2 separate regions of the Homo sapiens genome follow, and region 2 is linked to region 1. Evidence: chromatin loops called from intact Hi-C (ENCODE). Cell type or tissue: HepG2. All regions are shown on one strand. Each heading gives the region's core, and the rest is flanking DNA. Links, peaks and the distances in the headings are about the cores only.

Region 1 (10,841 bases), core at 1,422-9,421:
TTCAGAGTATCTTGTATATTATCCACCTGCCTGCAGTCACTAAGGTGTTTTTTACAGCAGCCTGTGAAGCAAAAGAGTTGGAAGAATATCCTGCCTTAAAGCTAATAAAACAACCTGACTTGTAGAAAGTGAGTTGCAGGGGCCCGGTATGGTGGCTCATGCCTGTAATCCCAGCACTTTGGGAGGCCAAGGCAGGCGGATCATGAGGTCAGGAGTTCAAGACCAGCCTGGGCAACATGGTGAAACCCCCTCTCTACTAAAAATACAAAAATTAGCTGGGCCTGGTGGCACGCACCTGTAGTCCCAGCTATTCGGGAGGCTGAGGCAGGAGAATCACTTGAATCCAGGAGGTGGAGCTTGCAGTGAGCCGAGATTGTCCTATTACACTCCAGCCTGGGCAACAGAGTGAGACTGTCTCGGGAAAAAAAAAAAAAGAGAGAGAGTTGCAGGCGTGTGTGTGTGTGTGTGTGTGTGTGTGTGTGTGTGTGTGTGTGTCTGTGGTTGATTTTGAGGCCTCGTAGCTCTGGGGCTAAGCTCAAGTGTTGATTTGAAGTCCCGCCAAGTTCTGGTAGAATGATGAGGCATGAATAACTTGTAATGCACAAGGTTACCAGGATACTAACTAGAGAAAGTGCTGATTAACAGCTTGCTTTCTTAAACTGCATTTACAAGATGAATTCCCTTAGGTAACCCTAGCCCCTGCATGACTCCAAATTTGACAGTCTGTGTTAAAGAGCAGAGAATGCAGTTATATTCACCATAACCTGCTTTGATTGAACATTGAGACACAGAGAAGTAGCTCGTCCAAGGTCACATAGCTACTATGTGGTGGTCTCTGGATTCAAGTCCAGGTGTTCTGGCTCTGGAAGCAGTGTTTGTTCAGGGAAGACTGCTGAGAAACTGGTAAATGATAATTATTATACTGTGGAAAGTTCTACAGCAGTGCTGTACACTACAGCTTTCTACAGTGATAGAAATGTATTCTCCATGCTGTTCAGCATGGTGGGTGGCTGTGGAGCTCTTGAAATATGGCTAGTGCCACAGGGGAACTGAATTCTTAGTATTAGTTAATGTCAATTTAAATTAAATTCAAATAGTCATAAGTGGCTAGTGGCTACTGTATCAGATGGCACAGATGTAGAGACCTGAGGTCTAGGGGACAATGGGAGCCTGGGGCCTCCTGAGCCAGCCCTCAGGGTAGGACGGTGGGAAAGTTCTGGGAAGGCTTCCTGGCCATCAAAGTTGAAATCTGAATGGTAACTTGGAGGTGGTGGCTGCTCCACCAGGCCTGGAGGTGAGAGGGAGGAATGTGAGGGGAGGGAAATGGGGCTGGAGGAGCCAGTGGGAGGGACTGGGGGGTGAGAGGAGGGGTATGGGAGGAGGGAAGCAACACTGAAGGAGCTGCTGAGCCCACCAGGCCCCGCACCCATGCAGGTCCCGCAGGCCGTAACCCTTTCCCTAACCCCAGCCCTTACCCGGAGGGACGTGGGGGGCTGTGGAAGGGCTTTGAGCAGGGACCTATTCAGTTTTGGAAAGTAGAATGAGAAGCACATACAGGGCGAAGGATGCCAGGGGAGGTCCCTCGGAAGCTGCCGCCGTGGGTGAACAGATAGCTGGTCATAGCTGGAAGGAATGTTGTTCGAGAAAGAGACTTTGAAGGACTGAGGATCGATGCAGTATGGCAGTGAAGGAGAGAGAGGAGGGAGCAGCGCTGGCCTCAGGACCCTCAGTCTGGCATTAGGCGGTGGAGGGAGAAAACCCATCCATCCCTGACTCTTGGAGAGTTCAGATCCCTGAACCTGAATCCCAAACCTCTGTGGGGGAGGGCACACAGATGGTTGTATAAAGGGAAGCCACCATGTTTTGGTTGGACACCATTTATCCCCAGGGCCATCCGCAAGAGGTCTGGAAACTGCCCCCCTGCCGCCTGCCCTGGTTTCACCCTCAGCAATGGACTTGACCTTTTGGTTTCTAGGGGGCCCCTGCAAATTCCTTCTTCCATCACTCAGCCCTGAGGGGGATCCCCCTCTCTCAGGGATTTTAAGAACCTTTTGCCAAGGCTCCATTCCCCTGCCTGACTCCAAAGAGGGCCTGAAAATTGCTGTCATCATGACGGTTCCCATCTCCTGGGTACCCATTTATGTGCCAGGCAGTGAGCTTAACACTTTCTGAAGATTATCTGTTGATACCTCAAAACAGTCCTTGTTTTTCCAGTGTGAAAACTGAGGCTTGGATGGGTGGGGTCACTTAGCCAGGCCACACAGCTGGGCAGAGCAGAGACAGCAAGCCCTGCCCTGCGTCCCCACCCTCGCTATAAGCTGTCACTCCTCTGCCTCCCGCTGAGCTTAGCATACACAGGCACAAGCCCAGCATCCACCTTGCAGCCTCGGGACAACAAGCTGCTTGGGACAACGATGTCTTGTCCTCCACCAGAAACAACCCCTAAGTCCCCAGCATCTGGCCTCTGAATCTGACCTCTGAAGGGCATTAAGTTAGGGAATGGCCAGTTCCATCACATCTTTGAAAACAGTAAGGAGCTGGGAGCGGGCTCAGATGACCACTTCTAGCCCTGCGTCCCAGGGAGAATTCTGTCGATGGTGCTGTGCCTCTGAGTATATCAGGTGACCTTGCCTTGCAAGGCAAAAACATAACACTCCCCAGCAGGGCCTGAGTGCATCCCTACAGCGTGCTAACAGCTATCCCTATGTGCTGCCCGTAGGCTTGGAAGTTAGGCAGCCTCTTCCAAAGCTGGCTTGCTCATCTGGATCCCAAAGCCCTTTGACCTGGTGACTCTATACCTAGTAATTTCTCTTACGGGAATAATTGCAGAGATGTGTTGATTTAGCCTCAGGGGTGTTCGTCATATTATTGATTATAGTGGTGAAGAAAATCCTCAGCAACCAAAAGTCCCAGCACTTGGGGACTGGTTAATTGGAAGATGCTGCATCCGAAAAGTGAAATATTCTTCAGCCAGTAAAATGGTGATGTAGGTGAATTGATCCTGAGAAAATTCCGGGCAGGACTATGAGAGAATACTGTCTTTGGGTGATAAGTTCTTTTAAAATGTATTCTTTGTGATTTTCCGTTACTCCTAAATGTTTTACAGTGAGTAAGGTGTTATGTTGTAACTAGAGACAGAAAAGCTTCTACAGACAGTAGAATTAAGAGTGGACAGCAGCTCTTATTTGGGTCTATGAGTGTAGCCATTTAGCAGGGGTGACTGAGGGATTTATTCTGAATTCCCGTCCTTGTATACACCTCATTCACAGTATTCCCACGAACATCATGGGGTACATGAGTATCTCTAAAAGGCAAGAGAAAGAGAATGGAAAGGAGGTGACCATTTATGGGATGTTTCCTGAGTGCTGGGCCCTGTTCTAGGAGCTGTCAAGTTTGCGCCTGTGCCCTGGGGGTGACCATTATTTTCTCACTGAATTCTTGTAACTTCTCTGCAATTCAGAGAGGGAAGCCAGAGCCCTGAGGCCACACAGCAGGCTTTTCCCCAGGTGCCCACTCATTCTGCAGGACCACATGGACCACAAGTGCTGTCTCGGCTCAGTGTGGTTCCAGAGAACCTGAGAAGAGGCTGGCTCCCCTGCCTGGGAAGAAGATAAACTGCTGAGGAACAATCAGCCCACCTCCGTTAACTAAGCACCTACTGCGTGCCAGGCAGGCTCCAAGAGGGGAACAGAAACATTGGAGCATCCCAGTCTTAAAGGGCACATCTGATGAGTTGCAGAATCCTAGAGCCTGCGTCTGTGCCGTGACCTCCCACGCCCAGTTCCCCGGTGCCTAGCATGTAGTAGGAGCTCAGTAAATATCTGTTGTGTAATATAAATTATGTGTCACGTTCTGCCTGGTACAATTGATAAGTCATCCAGGGTATACAGTGGTGGCTCACGCCTGGAATCCCAGCACTGCGGGAGGCCGAGGTGGGCGGATCACCTGAGGCCAGGAGTTCGTGACCAGCCTGGGCAATGTGGTGAAACCCTGTCTCCACTAAAAATACAAACAAATTAGCCAGGCATGGTGGTGTGTGCCTGTAATCCCAGCTACTAAGGAGGCTGAGGCAAGAAAATCACTTGAACCTGGGAGGCGGAGGTTGCGGTGAGCCAAGATTGCACCACTGCACTCCAGCCTGGGAGACAGGGTGGGACTCCATCTAGGGAAAAAAAAAAAAGTTTAGGGAGGAGATATCACCATGGGTTGCAATAGCTTTGTTTAAGAAGGATGGATAGGGAGGTGGAATGATACAAACAAGGCTGCAGAGGCCAGGAGTGTGTGAGGCTTGTGTGGGTATGGTATGTAGTAAGCCAAAGAGTGTGGGATAGAGAGTTTGTTTGGAGCAAGGGTAGGGGATGGGATCAGACAGGAAATGTGGGGGCTCACTTTCAAGGGGCCTTGGATTTCTACGTGAGGACAATAGGGAACCCCGGAAGGTTTTTGAGCAGGAGATGATATGAAGCATATTCCAGCAGAATGTGCCTCCTGATCTCAAATGGAACAGAACGTAAGGAGTAAAGATGAGCCCCGTTTGTCTTTCTGGGCCAGTCTTATGCCCTAACCCCCATCTCCAAATTCCTCATCAAAAGACAGTGACTGGGGCTGGGCGTGGTGCCTCACCATGCAATGTAATTGCAATGCTTTGAGAGGCTGAGGCAGGAGGATTTCTTGAGCCCAGGAGATTAAGACCAGCCTGGGCAACATGACGAGACCCCATCTCTACAAAAAAATTTTTTTAAATAGCTGGGTGTGGTAGTGTATACCTATACTCCCAGCTACTTGGGAGTCTCAGGCAGGAGGATTACTTGAGCCCCAGAGGCCAAGGCTGGAGTGAGCTGTGATTGCACCACTGTACTCCAGCCTAGGTGACAGAGTAAGACCTTGTCTCAAAAAAAAAAAAAAAAAAAAAGGTGACTGAGAGCGTCATTCAAAGCTTCAAAGCTCAGGCAGCCAAGGCCGTCTGAGTCATCAGTGTGCCAACGGCCCATCCAAGGATTGGACTTTTGGTTTTGTCTTGAGGGCACCAGCTTCTCCCCACTCAACAAAGCACAAGCCTAAGTGGCAGCCACTTCAGTGGCCACATCACAGGGAATGGGCTTTTAATTTGCGAAGCAGACAAATGAGGGAAGACAGCAGTTCAGTCATTTAATGGGGATTTATGGCCTTTCCACCGTGTGCCAGGCTTGGCCCTGTGGTCAGTTCTGTGCTAATCAGCACCCTTGCTCCCTGCGTGCCCTCTCTGAGTGCCCAGGCCGAGGGCCGAGACCAGCAACAGACCGGGTTGCAACAGCCCAAGGGATTGATGTTGCCTGAAGCGCAGTGGTTTGGACCTGGGGGTTGAATTCCACTTCGCTGGCTGTTTACTGGCTATTTGATTTGGGGCGTGTAATTTCATGTTTTTTGTTTGAGATGGAGTGTCTCTCTGTCGCCCAGGCTGGAGTGGTGCAATCTTGGCTCATTGCAAGCTCCGCCTCCCGAGTTCACGCCGTTCTCCTGCCTCAGCCTCCCAAGTAGCTGGAACTATAGGCGCCTGCCACCACACCCAGCTAATTTTTTATATTTTTAGTAGAGATGAGGTTTCACCATGTTAGCCAGGATGGTCTCGATCTCCTGACCTCGTGATCCGCCCACCTCGGCCTCCCAAAGTACTGGGATTACAAGAGTGAGCCACCATGCCCGGCCGTAATTTCATGTTTTTAAGCCTCAATTTTATCATCTGTAAAATGGGGATCGTAATAAGATCCACCCCATGGGATTGTCGAGGGACTGTAGTTCAACCAGGTGATCTCATGTCAAGAGCTCAGCCCAATGCCTGTCCCAAGTTCGGTGCTCCATGGATGTTCTGTCTGGTGATGCGGTTGGGAAACACGGTGGTGGTAGGAACCTGGGCAAGCGGGTGCATGGAGCTTCCCCCAGCCAGATCCATGAGTCTGAGTAACACTGAAGATGAGAGAAGTGTGCCCAGGCTGTACTGTGAGGAGGAGAGAGGGCCATTGAGGTGGGGGCCAGGCGATGCCCTGCAGGGCTCCACATGCCAGGTAGGGTGACCACTTCATCCCAGTTGGCCCACTTTTAGCACTGAAAGTCCTGTATCCTGTGATATCTTGGTAAACCAGGACGATTGGTCACGCTAGTGCCCAGCCAAGATGTCTGGCCCCACTTAGGAAGGCAGCGGGTTGCTGGGATGGGTTTGAGCTGGGGGCCATGCGATCTGATTTGTGTGTCAGCCGGGACGGGGGTTCTGAGTACATTTCCTGGTAGAAATCTCACATCTGGCTTGTCTTTGCAGGACCAGCTGAAGCAGTGTTTCTCCCGGCAGCCCACTGAACCCAAGGACACTGACACCCTCGTGCACGAAGCCGGCAGCCAGTATGGGACGTGGACAGAGCAGTGCCAGAGTGGGGAGAGGTAGGACGCGTGCGACGGGATTCTGGCTGCAAAGGGGGCAGCTGGGCTGGAGTTGCTGCAGCCCACCCACCTCCTGATTTCTATATTGCTAAAACCTCCAGTCTGTAATTATAAAAGGAACCCATTCTTCTTTTAAAAAGGAAATTAGGAAGTACAAAAAAATAATAATAAAGATTATGGGCCGGGTGCGGTGGCTCACGTCTGTAATCCCAGCACTTTGGGAGGCTGAGGCGGGCGGATTGCCTGAGCTCAGGAGTTCGAGACCAGACTGGGAAACATGGTGGAACCCCGTCTCTACTAAAATACAAAAAATTAGCTGGGTGTGGCAGCGTACCCCTGTAATCCCAGCTACTTGGGAGGCTGAGGCAGGAGAATCAATCACTTGAACCTGGGAGGCGGAGGTTGCAGTGAGCCGGGATTGTGCCACTGCACTCCAGCCTGGGGGACAGAGCAAGACTCCGTCTCAAAAAAACAAACAAAAAAAGATTATGGGTCAGCCACAGTGGCTCACACCTGTAATCCCAGCACTTTGGGAAGCCCAGGCGGGCAGATCACTTGAGGCCTGGAGTTTGAGACCAGCCTGGCCAACATGGCGAAACCCCATCTCTACTAAAAACGCAAAAAAAATTAGCTGGGTGTGGTGGTGGGCACCTGTGATGCCAACTGCTCAGGAGGCTGAAGCACAAGAATCACTTGAACCCGGGAGGTGGAGGCTGCAGTAAGCCAAGATTGCGCCAATGCACTCAATCCAGCCTGGGCGACAGAGAGAGACACCTTGTCTAAAAAAAAATAATAATAATAATAATGATATATGAAATATCCAAGATAGGCAAATACCATAGAGACAGAAAACAGATGAGGCGCTGGGGTGGAGAGGGAATGGGGAGTGGCTGCTTCGTGGGTATCTGGTTTCCTTTTGGGGTGATGGAAATTTCTAGGATGACAGTGATGATGGCTCCACAACACTGTGACTGTCCTGCATGTGACCAATGGCAAATTGTATTTTACCACAGTGATAAAAATGATAAAGTCACCAATATTAAAGTTGGCAGGAGGGTGATAGAATTGAAAATGGATAAGAAAAAGTAAAAGGAAAGCAAAGGTTTTTTACAGTGCCCGAGAAAGCTGTTTTTCCCACTGACCCATGAAATATGTGTTTAGTTATGAGCTTACTTAAATTTATCTAGAATACCCCTGCAAGAGCACTGGACTGAGAGTCTGGAAACCCAGGTCTTGGTTTTGCACATGTCACTGTGTGACCCTAGGAGCCCGTTCCTCTCTCGGGGTCTCCATTCCCCAGTTCTGACTCAGGACCTGTGGGACCTGGAGTGTGGACTTAGGTGCACCCCTGAGGGGGTGCTCCCTGCTGTCCTGCAGAGACAATGCAACTTCCCCTCCTCGGGCCACCCCAGGAGCATGGCACACCCAGCCTTGGACAGTGGTGCCACCTGCTGTCTCTCAGTGCTGTTACCTTCATCCCGTGTGGATTTGCCTCAATCCACCTTACAACCCTAACATCCTCCATATGACAAGTAATAAAATCACCCCAGAGCTGACAGAAAGCACGATGAAATGCCAGCACACCTGTGGAAAGTTCTGCTCAAGGGAGCAGACTGGTGGTCTTGAGAGTAGGCCCACTTGTCAGGTGTGCCCACCTGTCCTTTCTCAAGGCGAGGGTTTCCCATGACCTGGAGGCTTTGCTAGGCTATTGGCTTAGGTGTTCTTTTTAATATGTGGATGGAGGCAGGGCAGGAGGTTTTTAATGACTTGAATTATCTGTAAATTTTCTATCTTACATTATTCCAATGACCCAAGTGATACCTGATTATATTATCATAGGAAGAGATTTCAGAAGTAGGAGAGAGCCAAGGACATGGACGCTGGAGTCAGACTGCCTGGGCTCAATCCCAGTCCTGTTGCTGGGGACAAGCTAATTTACATCTCTATGCCTCAGTTTCCTCACCTTTAACAAGGTGAATAAGAATACTTAAGTTCATGAGGCCAATTATATTAGTCTGTTTTCACACTGCTATACAGAACTACCTGAGACTGGGTAATTTGTAAAGGAAAGAGGTTTAATTGACTCACAGTTCTGCAGGGCTGGGGAAGCCTCAGGAAACTTACAATCATGGCGGAAGGTGAAGGGGAAGCAAGGCACGTCCTACCTGGCAGCAGGAGAGAGAGAACGGGAAGGTGCCACACACTTTTAAACCATCAGATCTTGTGAGAGCTCACTCACTATCATGAGAACAGCAAGGAGGACATCTGCCCCCATTATCCAATCACTTCCCCCCACCAGGCCCTTCCTCCAATTCGACATGAGATTTAGTTGGGGACACAAATCCAAACCATGTCACCAACCCTAACTTGTAGGATTGTGGCAGTTATAGGCTAATCCTCATAGGATTATTGGAGAGGACTGAATGACACATTTTTTAGCACAATGCTTGGCACATAGTAAGTGCTCAGTAGATTTTTATTAAATGACTGAATGAATAAGTGAATGAAATAATGCAGGTCCCACCACCTGCTCTTCCATAGGTAACTGCTGATAACAATTTGATCTACATCAGCACTGCCCAGCAGAAATACAACATGATGATTTGATCCTTATGCAATATATACATGTATTGAAACACCACTCTGTACCCCGGAAACGTGTAATTACTATGTATCGATTATAAATAAAAAAGAATTATAATGTAAGCTGCAAATGCAAGACATATATGTAATTTAAAATGTCCTGGTAGCTACACCAAAAGAATAAAAAGAAACAAGTGAAATTCAATTTAGGGATGTATTTTATCAGAACCAAGGGATCCAAAATACTATCATTTCCACATGTAATTAACATGAAAAGTTATTAGCGAGGCAGTTTACATTCTTTTTTTCTATTCAAAGTATTGGAAATCCAGTGTGTAAGGTATAGGAAATCCAGTGTGTAAGATGCTCACGGCATATCTCAGCTCTGTCACTTGCTCCATTGCAAGGACCCAACAACCACCTGTGATAAGCAGCTTCCGTCCAGGACAGCGCAGGGCCAAAGGATCTTGAGTGGCACAGGACTGACTCCTCCCATTCTGCACCTGGCCAGGTGTTCCAGGCAGTGCCTTAGACAGCACCTCGCTGGCACATCTTGTGCTGTTTCCAAAGAGGGTCTTCTGCTGGGATGTTCTGTCTGTTGTTACTTGGCTTATAAAACATAACCCAAGCTATGCTGCCTGCAGCATCCTTCACTTGAAATCCCGTTCTCTGAAACGTTCTCCATAACCATGTCTCCCTTCATTCCCTTTTTTGGCAGCTTGGCCACTGAGTCCCCAGATAGCAGTGCCACATCGACAAGGAAACAGCCCCCCAGCAGCCGTTTGTCTTCTCTGTCCTCCCAAACGGAGCCCACCTCGGCAGGGGACCAGTATGACTGCTCCAGGGACCAGCGGAGCACCAGCGTGGACCACTCCAGCACTGACCTGGAATCCACCGATGGGATGGAGGGGCCGCCTCCACCGGACGCCTGCCCTGAAAAGAGAGTAGATGACTTCTCCTTCATTGATGTAAGTCAGTGGCCAGGAGCATTTCTTCTTAAATGGAAATTCCAGCCTCTCTCTGTGAATTGCCACTTCAGGTGTAGGATCTGTGTGCCAGGGACCCTTGGAGTGGGTACGGAGGGCACTGTCTTTGAAATGGGACTCACTTATGCATGTATCTTGGACCTGCCATACACCTGCTGTGTGTCTTGGGGCAAATGTCTTCACCTCTCTGAGCCTCAGCTTCCTTATCCACTTGTAACCAGCATCATCAGCTCCACAGCCTCAAATACAATTGCATGCATTCAAATTAAAACTGATCTAAGCCCTTACCTGCTAGGTAAGCAGGGAGTCTGACCACTTACCCCTGGGAAGTCACCCTGAGGTTTATAGTTGCAAGCATGAAGAGGCTGGAGTTTGCTCAGAATGATTCTGCTGAACGTTCTCACTAAGGTCTTGCTTGGTACAACAGTGTCCCTGGTATCAGGGGATCCGACTGTCTCTGTAGTGGCTCTTCCAGGACAGAAAGTCCCCTCAGGCATGGGCACCTTTCATGGAGGTCCCAGGGGACAGTCCCTAGCACTCAGCTCTTTCAGGTCCCAAGCACAGCCAGGATGTCAGCTGCCCCAGCATAGCAGGTCAAACGGTCTCCTGCTCTAGCATCTTCCAGACCAGAACTTATCCTCCTTTCCCCTGGGAGCCCCACCTCCAGGGGTCAGGCAGGTCTTCCTTTTCAACCCTTGAAACCCAGGGGTGATGTCATTATTCTCCTCGCGTAACAATAGGGCTACCTGCCCACTTTCTGGGGGATGGAACATCTGCAAAATGTGAAAGGGACCCTCTCTCCTGGCAGTAAAGCCTCCCACCTACACACTTGGGCATGGCTACCCACATTTCCCCAGAGGA
Region 2 (10,841 bases), core at 1,331-9,330, 86 kb before region 1:
TTTGAGACCAGCTTGGGTAACACAGCAATACTCAGTCTCTACAAAAGAATTTTTTTTTGAATAGCCAAGTATAATGGTGTACGCCTATAATCTCAAATACTCAGCAGGCTGAGGCAGAAGGATCACCTGAGCCCAAGAGTTCGAGGCTGCAGTAAGCTAGGATTGTACCACTGCTTCCCAGCCTGGGAGACAGAGCAAGACCCTGTCTCAAAAAGAAGTAAAAAATAAAAATAGATGTGGGCTGATGGACCACCCTGTTGACCTGACATGTTGAAAGCTATTGTGGGGACAAATGGCCTTATCGTAGTGCCTGGCACTCCATACGCACACCGTAAGCAATTACTGTTACCAGCTTCTGAATCTCAGATCATAGTGGCTTCAGTTTGTGCCAAGGGTCTGGTTTGGCTTTGTCTCAGCAATGTCTGTGGCTGAAATAGAAGAACTGACTATTTTTGTGCTGTTTGAGTTGGGCCTGAGGTTTGGGCCATGGAACAGTTTGCATCATGAGAGATTTTCATCTGACTTGAGCTGTGGGCGCCTTTTTAGACCCAGTCATGGAGGCAAAAACGGGCTTGGAGTCAGTCTCTCCTGGCTTCTATTCCCTACTGGGCCACTTATTAATAGAGCATGGGGCCTCGAGCAAATCTCTTAGCCCTCCCAGAAACTCAGTTTTGCCATCTATAGAGTAGAAATATTGATAGCAACTTCCTCGTGGGTTGGCCTGAGGACTCAGTGAGGCGATGCAAACAAAGCCAGGCATACAGTAGGTGCTGAATAAGTGGTGGCAGCCGATGCTGGTGCTAGGCACCTGATGTGTCCTCAGTTCAGTTCAGTTGCATGCACCAGGCCCTGTTCTAAAGGTTTGGGATACATCAGTGCACAAGACAGCCATGTTTCCTGCCCCAGGGACTAACTTTTTTTTTTTTTTGAGATGGAGTCTCGCTCTGTCGCCCAGGCTGGAGTGCAATGGCACCATCTCGGCTCACTGCAACCTCCGCCTCCTGGGTTCAAATGATTCCCCTGCCTCCGCCTCCTGAGGACCTGTGATTATAGGGGCCCGGCCAGAATTAACATTCTAGTGGGGTGTTCAGGCAATCAACAATGGGTATGTGTAAGAACGTTGTATAGTATGTCAGGAGGTGGGCTGTGCTGGGGAAAGACAGAAGGAACCAGGTAAGAAGGTTCTGGAGGGCTTGGGTGTGTGGGGCCTCTGCCTCTCTAAAAAGGTGACATTTGAACAGAGACTTTAGAAGCAGGGAGAGCATAGGCCAGGGGAGCTTGGGGGGAAACAGGAATAGTCAGTGCAAAGGCTTTAAGGCCCAAGCATGCACAGGCACATTTGCAGAACAGGAGGGATGCCACGGTGGCTGCAGCAGACTGGGTGAGAGGAGAGAGTGGGCAGTGAGAGCAGGGAGGTGACCATGCCGGGCCTTGCAGTCACTCTAAGGACTGTGCCTCGTGCTTGGGGACACCAGAGCCATGGGGGAGTGACCCTTTGAATAGGACTGACACAACCCAGCTTGGCCTTTGAGTAGGTCCCTCTGGCTGTCATGTGGGGAACAGACTCAAGTAAGGGGACCAGTAAGGAACCACTGCAGTGGTCCAGGTGGGAGATGATGGCCGCTCAGACTGGGGCAGGAGAAAAGGAGAAGTGGGCAGATTCTGGATCTAGTTGGAAGGTTGAGCCCCAGGATGTGCTCATGGATTGGACATGGGATAGGAAAGACTTGAGTCATGGATGACCCTGAGAGTTTGCCATCTGCTAAAAGATGGAGCTGTCATCAGCTTTCATTAGGAAAACTGCAGGGTAGAGGGTCTTGGGGGCAGATCGGGACCCAGGTTTGCACTTGTTGGTTGAGTTTGAAAAGTCAGTTAGATACCGGTGTCAGCATACGTTCTCCACCTCTTCCCGTAGCTCCCCTTCCCCAGCTGTACAATGGGAAGGGTCTTTCATGCCCTGCCCATGCCTAAGAGTTGTTGGGATACTCAGGTGGGAGGGGAATTGTAAAGGATTAAAACACAGGGATTAAAACACCAATCCCTGTTGTGAGATTCCTCAGCCCCTTGGAAAATCCTCACCATTTCTGAGCTACAGGAAGAGGTACCCAGAGCCTTTGGAGCAGAAGGCCCTGCTCACATCCACTAGAGGGTTTGAGAATTCAGCTGAGCCCAGGCCAGCTCCTCTCAGCACCTTCCTCACTGTGACAATTTCAGACTCTTTGTTTTTTATTTATTTTTATTTTTTTAGAGACAGGGCCTGGCTCTGTCACCCAGGTTGGAGTGCCATGGTGCAATCATAGCTCACTAAAGCCTCGAACATCTGGGCTCAAGTGATCCTCCCACCTTGGCTTCCCAAAGCACTGGGATTACAGGCATGAACCATCACACCTGGCCAATTTCAGACTCTTTGTCTGCCTGTTATGGCCCCTCCAAGCAGGACCACTGCCCTGCCTGTTAGTCCACAGGGTCTTTGCCATATGTAAAATAGATTGCTTTTTACAGTAATAAAAAGAGAGCCATGTGGTAACAATGGCTCCCCAAGCCTAGACTTCCACTTTTTGGTTCTTGGTGGGCCTCAGTCACCTTCCCGTGCTGTTGGGAGCTTTGTCCTGAGAGGCTGAAGTGGACCCCACTCTCAGATGGAGGTCTTTGAGGCCCCAGCCCTAACTGTTCCAAAGCAGTCATTGCTGGGTGTCAGACATTCCAGGGCTTAGAGCAGTTAGAAGGGGCATGCCAATCTCGTGACTGCTGAAAGGAACCGTAAATGCAAGGCAGAAGCTTGGGAGGGCTGGACATGTGGGCAAAATACTTCTAGGAGCCAGGATTCCAGGATGCAAATGCCATGTGACCCTGAGCAACTATTTGCCCTCTCTGGGACTCAGTTTCTCTGTAGGTATAATGAAAGATTGGACTGGAGTCTCTTAAAGTTTCTTCCTGTGCACAATCTCCCAATTCTAAGAGTCCAGTAAGGAGTGGAGCTTCAGAGTCAGACAGATGTGGGTTCTAATCCAGCCCTCGCTGCTCTGTGACATTGAACAGGTGACTTCGTGTCTCTGATCTTGTGTCTCACCTGACGATGAGAAACTCCCTGTCTCAAATGAGGATTGTGTAAGCATTTCATTGTGGAGACCAGTGGGGAGAGCACCTAGCACACAGTAGGTGCTGTCTTTCCACATATCCAAGGGAGGAATTGAACCCACAGTGTAGAAGTTGCTGGCTGCCTCGAGGGTGGAATGACTTCTCGATTGAGGCACTAGAGGGCACCCCTGTTCTAACAACAGGGGTTAGATGGGCAGCTGCTTTTTTTTTTTTAAGCATGTGCAGAGCTACACACTTTCACACCTGAGTGTGTGTGGCTGTCTCAACAGCCAGTGAGGCAGGGGTTCTGACTGTCCAAATTTTGCAAATGAGGACACCGAGCAAAACCTGACTTGTCCAAAGGTTGCACAGAGCCTCTGGAAAGTCCAACATCAGGAGAGAATAGTGTGGAGTGTAAAAAGAAGGAAGGAGAAGGGAGGATCATTTGAGGCCTTGGAGTTCCAGACCAGCCTGGGCAACATAGCAAGACTCCATCTCTACAAAAAATGTAAAAATTACCCCGCTGGGTAGTGCATGTCTATATTTCCAGCTACTGGGGAGGCTGAGGCAGGAGGATCACCTAAGCCCAGGAGTTGGAAGCTACAGTGAGCTATGGAAGGCTTGATGCAGGTTGATGCCCTCTCCGTGCCCTCTACCCGCACTGTTTGCTGCTGGTAGGCAAATGGATTTTCCAGAGCTGAAAAAGGACTCAGATTTGGGGGTTTCAAGCTGAGTGGACATGTGGTTTCTGTGTTTGAGACAGAGTTGATGAGTGTGGAGCCAGGATACTGTGACCTTGTGCCAGCCACCACCCCCTCTGGGCCCAGCATCTTCTTTGTTGAAATGCATTAACTTATCTCATAGTTGGCTTGCCGTGCACGTGTATTGAGTGCCTACCCTGAACTAGGCCTGAGCTGGGTCTTAACACCTGAGTAGGACAAGAGAAGATGGGCATCCAAGAGGCTGAACCACAATGCGCAGAGGCCAGGCACCTCTGGAGGAAGTGGGAGATTTGAGGGTGTCATTGATTTTATCACTGTGATTGGAGCCCAGAGGACACAATGTAACCATTTCAGTGGTTCAGTAATGCATGGATGACAAGGTTTTCAAGGAATTTGGTCTGAATTATTACAGTTTAAGAAAACCTGATGTTGGCCAGGCCTGGTGGCTCATGCCTGTAATCTCAGAACCTTGGGAGGCCCAGGTGGGAGGATCACTTGAACCCAGGAGTTAGAGACCAGCCTGGGTAACATAGCAAGACCCTGTCTCTACAGAAAATTTAAAAATTAGCTGGGCGTGGAGGTGCATGCTTTCAAGTCTCAGCTACTCAAGAGGCTAGGCAGGAGGATCACTTGAACCCAGGAGTTGGAGGCTGTAGTGAGCTATGGTTGTGCCACTGCACTCCAGCCTGGGTGACAGAGCAAGACTCTGTCTCTCTAAAGAACAAAAAAACAAAAAACACCTGATATTTTATATAGAAATTCTGAGGCAGGGACATACAACTGCAGGTGTTTCATATTGTTTTAATATTTCATATCAAACATTTATATTAATAAAATATAGGCATGTTCATGTTGACCTAATATTTTGTTGCTATAATATAAATGTAATAATATCGTAATCAGAGATTTTTATTTTGCTCCTCCTATGTGCTGGTGTATTAGTTTTCCAGGGCTGCCATATTAAAAAACCAGAGACTTCTGAATGGCTTAAACAGAAGAAATGTATTTTCTCACAGTTCTGGAGTTTACAAGTCCAAGATCAAGGTGTTGGCAAGTGTGGTTTCTCCTGAGGTCTCTCTCCTTGGCTTGCAGATAACCACTTTCTCTCTGTGTCCTTACACCATCTTCCCTCTGCGTGTGTGGGCTCCTGTCTGTGTTTCCAGATTTCCTCTAATGACGTTAACAGTCAGATTGGATTAGAGCCCAACCTAACACCCTTATTTTAAACCTAATCACAACTTTACAGGCCCTATTTTCAAATAATAGTCACCTTTGATGTACTAGGGGGTTAGGGCTTCAATATGTGAATTTGGGGGGAATATATTTCAGTCCATAGCAGCCAGGTACTAGGAAAAGCACTTTAGAATGTTTCTTTTTATCCTCACAACAGTCTTAGAAGGGAGGCACTGTTATTATGTGCATTTTACAGATAAGGAAAACAAGGCTCAGAGAGGTTAACTCACTTGCAGAAGATCACACAGCTGGTCAACAGTGGAGCCAAGATTTGATCCCAGGCTGTCTTACTCTGGAGCCTGCACTGTGTTAGTTTATGTCTTTAATTTGACCTTAATCCTAGGGATACCTTTTCCACATTCTATTGAATTTACCAAGCTGTCCTCATGCCTCATTTTACTCTGCCCTCTCCCTGTTAAGGCCTAGATTGGAAAAGACCCAGATAGCAGGGAAGAAAGCCCTTTGCCAGACCCCCTGCTGCCCCAGCTTGCCTGGGCCCCACCTGGCCTGTTTGGCTACCTGCCCAGGGGGGAGTGCCTGGGGCCACCCCCTTCCAGCTCTGCCCTGACCGCCCCTATTTGCCGAGAGCAGCCTGGGCCCAGTGAAAGCCGCCTTTGTCCTCCAGTTCATTCCTCCTGGAGGGATGACCTAAGTCTTGTCTTGAGGACAAAGCGGCGGCCTGCCACGTGAGTGCAGGTCAGTCCCAGTAGTCTGCAGAGTCTCCCAGCCTAACTGATGGGAGTGGCAGCCTTAGTTATGGTTTGCCAAGTTTAGTGTGGTCAGGAAGGCTGCAGAGCCCCCTCTGTGTCCTGAGAGATAATGCCAGTGGCTCCTGTGTGTATAGAACTTGACAGTGGCTTACGTCTGTAATCCCAGCACTTTGGGAGGCCGAGGCGGGCGGATCACCGAGGTTAGGAGTTCGAAACCACCTGGCCAACATGGTGACACTTCATCTCTACTAAAAATACAAAAATTAGCCAGGCATGGTGGCGCACGCCTGTAATCCCAGCTACTCAGGAGGCTGAGGCAGGAGAATCGCTTGAATCGGGAGGTGGAGATTGCGCCAAAGCACTCCAGCCTCAGCGACAGAGCAAGACTCTATCTCAAAAAAAAAAAAAAAAAATTGACAATGTATAAAAGGTATTTTATGGTTTCTGGTTTATCTGATCCTCCCAGATTCTGCAGGGTGTGCAGGGCAGGGACCTGTTGAAGAAATGCCTCCAGGCCAGTTATCAGTTGCCATAACAAACGACTCCAAAACAGCAGTGCAAACCAACCACTGTTCATTATGTCCATGGATCCTGTGGGTCAGAAATTAGGCAGGGCTCAGTGAGAGTGTCTGCTGCCTGTCTGGAGTGTCAGCTGGGAGCCTCGAACAGTTGAGTGATAGAACCATCTAGAGTCTTCTTCACCCATGTGTTTGGTGCATGTGATGGTTCAAAAACCATCTAGAGTCTTCTTCACCCATGTGTTTGGCACACGTGATGGTTCAAAAACCAGGCTTCCCTGGGACTGTCAACCAGAGCACTGAAACACGGCCACTCCTGGTGGCGTGGGCTTCCTCACAACATGGCAGCTTAGGGCTCTGGAAGTGAGTGTTGTGGCAAAGAAGGCAAACGCCACACTTCCCTTTATGATGGCTGCAGCCACAGGACTTACATAGCGTCACTTCTGTTCTCTGCTGGGCCATGCAGTGACAAGGGGAGGGGACATGGACCCCCTTCTCAGTGGCAGGAGTGGCAGAGAATGTGTAGCCACATTCAAAATCACTGCATCTTGCAGTAGATCAGATGTGCCCAGGTGACATTCACTGAGCACCTACTCTGTGCTGGGCACTGTGCCAGGGACTTCATGTGGACGCTTTTCTCAGTCCTCTCAGCAGCCGATTCAAAGCCATTGTTTTCCTGGCAGGCATTTGGCCTGGGAGGGCAGAGGAGCCAAGGGGAACCAACACTGCTGCTGGCAGTTTGGTGTTGAGTATGCCACAGTCAGAAGACGTGGGCCGATCTTTTTCTCTTCCTCCTCTGAACTTAGAATATTCCTTGAGTTCTTGAAAATCCTCACTGAGATGTCTGAATCACCTCACTCACCAAACCCTCCCTCTGGTGTATATTTCCAGCAGTTTCTCTCTCCCAGTGTGCTGAGGGGCCCCCACCTCCCCCCCCATAACCCCCTGTCCGTCCTGCGGCTCTGTAGGAGGGACGTGTTGCCTGCTGCTGGGAGCTTTTGAGGAACCATTGGGTGGGTCCTCATGGCCCTGACAGGAACCAAATGATGCTCACCCTGTGTGTGTGAGCTGGTGTGTCTATGACTTCCTTCAGATCCAGGCCTGGGATTCATTCCTCTGCCTCCGCACAGCCTGATAGACAGTAAGTGTCCAATATATGTTGAGTGAAGCAAACTGATAAGTGGTGAAGGAAGGAAGGGAGGAAGGGAGGGAGGGAGGGAGGGAGGGAGGAAGGGAGGAAGGCTGTTCAAGAGCAGAGATTCTCTCGTATGCACATCTGTGTCCCTGACACATAGTAGGCACTCAATAAATACTCACTGCACTGGAGGAATGAAAGAATGAATGGATGAGTGAGACTCTTTGCAAGCAGAAACAGCCCCTATCTTTGTATCCCTGTCACGTGACACAGTGCCTGACATCCAGGAGTTTCCATCAATGAATGTTATGCTGAATGAATGAATGAACCACTGAAGTGAACTCTATCAGTAGTGGCTGTGTCTTGTTTCATATCTATATGCACAGTGCTTAGCAGAGGGCTGAGTACACAGCAAGTGCTCATTAATCATTTACAGAACTGAATGAAAGAGTGAAAGAAAACAATGAATGCGAAAATGAAACTTTTCATCCTCAGAGAGCATGTCTTGTTCATCTCTGTCTCTCCACTTCCTAGCTTAAGGTCTTGCACACAGCAGGTGCTCATTAAATGTTAATCTGAATGAGCGAATGAGTGGGTGAGTGAAAAAGTGGTTCTTGTGGGTAGGGACATGTCTTGCTCATTAGTTTCCCCACTTCCTAGAACAGGGCTTGGCACACAATAGGTGCTGAATAAATAAATATGTGTTGAGCTGAACGCAGGAGTGAGTGAGTGCATAAATGAACTTCTTGAGGAGAGGAATGTATCTCGTTCATCTTTTCCCTCAGATCCTAATGCAGGGCCAGGCATAGAGCAGGTGCTTAGCAAATGCTTCCTGCACTGCCCTGACCTTTGTAGGAGCATCCATCTGTGAATGAATTGAGAAGGGAAGCCCAGCTGGGTGGACCTCGCCCATCTCCATCTGCCCCGTCCCATCCACCCAACCCCACTGCAGACTTTTCCTGTTGTTCGGTCTGCACAGGTGGACAGGAAATCCCCCAAAGGCCGGCCAGAGAGCTGTTTCCATATTTTCTCCACACCAGGCTGGCTCTGAGTGTGACCAAGGCGCCAGTCCGAATCCCAGCGCCGTCTGGCTGTGGAACAGTAACCCCCAGGGACCCCTCTTCCTGACCATGTTAGCAGTTCTAAATTTAGAGCCGGCTGAGCAGCTTGCACCAGGCAAGTAAAGCCGGGGAATGTTCTACTCACAGCCAGCCTAAAGTTACCATGTTCAGCACTGGCCAGGCCTGTTAACCCCCAAACAGCTGAGCAGTAGGCATGGAGAGAAGAGTTAAGGCTTTGGGGTGCAACGGAACAGGGTTCAAATCTACCTCTTTGACTTCAAATTTAGAATCCATGACAACAAAAATCACTTATGTGAGCCTCAGTTTTTCTCATCTGTAAAATGGGCATAATAAACCTTTATTCTGCCCCTCCCACCCCCCACCCCGCCGCTGCCTCCGGGATCTTATTTACCAACCTCAGCTACATGTCTTGCTTTTCCAAACTTCTCATGCTGAATCTGCCCACTCTTAGAGATTTAGTTTGGAATCAGTGGATACCCAGAAACAGTTTAAAAAACTGTGTTCCTGCTGGGCACAGTGGCTCATGCCTGTAATCCCAATACTTCGGGAGGCCGAGGTGGTGGATTACCTGATCTCAGGAGTTCGAGACCAGTCTGGCCAATGTGATGAAACCCTGTCTCTACTGAAAATACAAAAATTAGGCAGGCATGGTGGCGGGCGCCTATAACCCAGCTACTCAGGAGGCTGAGACAGGAGAGTCACTTGAACCTAGGAGGCGGAGGTTGCAGTGAGACGAGATCACGCCACTGCACTCCTGCCTGGTAGACAGAGCGAGACTCCTCCATCTCAAAAACCAACCAACCAACCAAACAACAACAACAAAAACAACTGCGTCACCTTGTTGATTTTGCAGAGCAGTGTCTCAGGTCGGGTTCCCAGAAGCAGACTCTGAGGTGGGGATTTGTGTGGATGTGATTTAGTGACAACAGCTTGAGTCAACGTGGTCCATTCAGGAGCTTTGGCGGGTGAACAGCATCACAAAATAAGTCCTACTTCAGAGCACTGGGGCAGCTTTTTCTCCACTGCCCACGGTCTGGAGGAGAGGGGGCTGTGAGCCATAGCAGCCAGAGCCCCCAGCACCTGGGGAATGGGCGCCCCAGCCAATAAAGGAGATCTGGCAGGGAACCAACAGCATCTACCACCTTTAGCGAGGCTTCAGGGTATTGACTCAATTAAATGAGATGCTGGGTATAAATTGGCTAGCATGGAGTAGTTGGTGCTCTGTGAGTGGTCATTTGGTAAAATGAAAGCTCTTAAGAAGATGGAAGTGGTTTCACTGGTGTTAATGATGTCTTTCTTTTCTTTCTTTCTTTCTTTTTTTTTTTTTTGAGACAGAGTCTCACCCCGTCGCCCAGGCTGGAGTGCAGTGGTGCAGTCTCGGCTCACTGCAACCTCTGCCTCTGAGGTTCAAGCGATCCTCGTGCCTCAGCCTCCTGAGTAACTGGGATTACAGGCGTGCACCACCACACCCAGCTAATTTTTGTATTCTTAGTAGAGACAGGTTTCACCATGTTGGCCAGGCTGGTCTTGAACTCCTGACCTTAGGTAATCCACTGGCCTTGGCCTCCCAAAGTGCTGGGATTACAGGCATGAGCCACCACGCCTGGCCAATGTTGTCTTTCATTCCTCAAACACTTACTGAGTACCCACCAGGTGCCAGGCTCTGCAGAAGGGTACAGAGGTGCGGCCACCACATTCCCCACCACTAAGGAAGGGGTGACAGACACATAAATGGATACACGTGTGATGATGCAGTAACTGGACTGTCTTCACACACTGGAGGGAATTTAAGTCACCTTTTTAGGGACAGAACATTTAATACAAGTGATGAATAAACATTAAAAATAAATAACTTTTTTTTAATTGGAAAAGTAATACACAGACATGTTTAACATTTCCAACAGTGCAAAACAGTGTTCTAAAGAGAAATTGGTCTCCCTGCCATCACCTCCAATCTGCAGTCCCCTCCTCCGGAAACTGGTGACAGGTTCATGTGTCTCCTTTTGAAAATATTCTCTGCGTACATAAGACAATGTCTGTGCCTATATCTGCGTCTGTACCCTCCCATATGTACATATGTACACACACACACACACGTGCACGCACACATGCACAATTTGCCCTTTGTATCCATGGTTTCCGTATCCGTGGATTCAACCAACCATAGATCAAAAACATTCGAAGAAAAATGTATGGTTGTATCTGTACTGAACATGTACTGACTTTTCTTTTCTTGGCATTATTCCCTAAACAATACAGCATAACAGCTATTTACTTAGTGTTTACATTGTGTTAGGTATAAGAAACCTAGAGATGATTTAATGTGTGTAGGAGGATGTGTGTAGGTCCCATGCAAATACTAC

What was found. Hi-C counts contacts between places; a loop is a spot of excess contacts. Peaks named below come from ENCODE experiments on the same cell type or tissue, not always from the same donor. Only the 100,000 strongest peaks of a DNase experiment are listed, where the experiment ranks them.
Region 2: it touches region 1 in a loop (18-fold over the local background); 40 of 110 quality-filtered maps call a loop at or near these places.

What each region holds. Positions count from the first base shown.
Region 1 is chr22:25,164,528-25,175,368 of GRCh38, forward strand. It overlaps KIAA1671, which reads left to right. Exons shown (of 13, transcript NM_001145206.2): 7 at 6,293-6,411; 8 at 9,713-9,962. Among named protein-coding and RNA genes, the nearest start is that of CRYBB3, 30 kb to the right of the region's middle. RefSeq lists silencers at 4,615-4,909, 7,675-7,969. In HepG2, for the core only: a CTCF peak has its summit at 7,848 (motif pointing left); DNase peaks (open chromatin) are centred at 3,904, 4,974 and 5,364.
Region 2 is chr22:25,078,320-25,089,160 of GRCh38, forward strand. All of the region lies in intron 6 of KIAA1671, which reads left to right. Among named protein-coding and RNA genes, the nearest start is that of KIAA1671-AS1, 29 kb to the right of the region's middle. RefSeq lists an enhancer at 7,683-7,977. In HepG2, for the core only: a CTCF peak has its summit at 3,260 (motif pointing right); DNase peaks (open chromatin) are centred at 3,262, 5,682 and 7,762.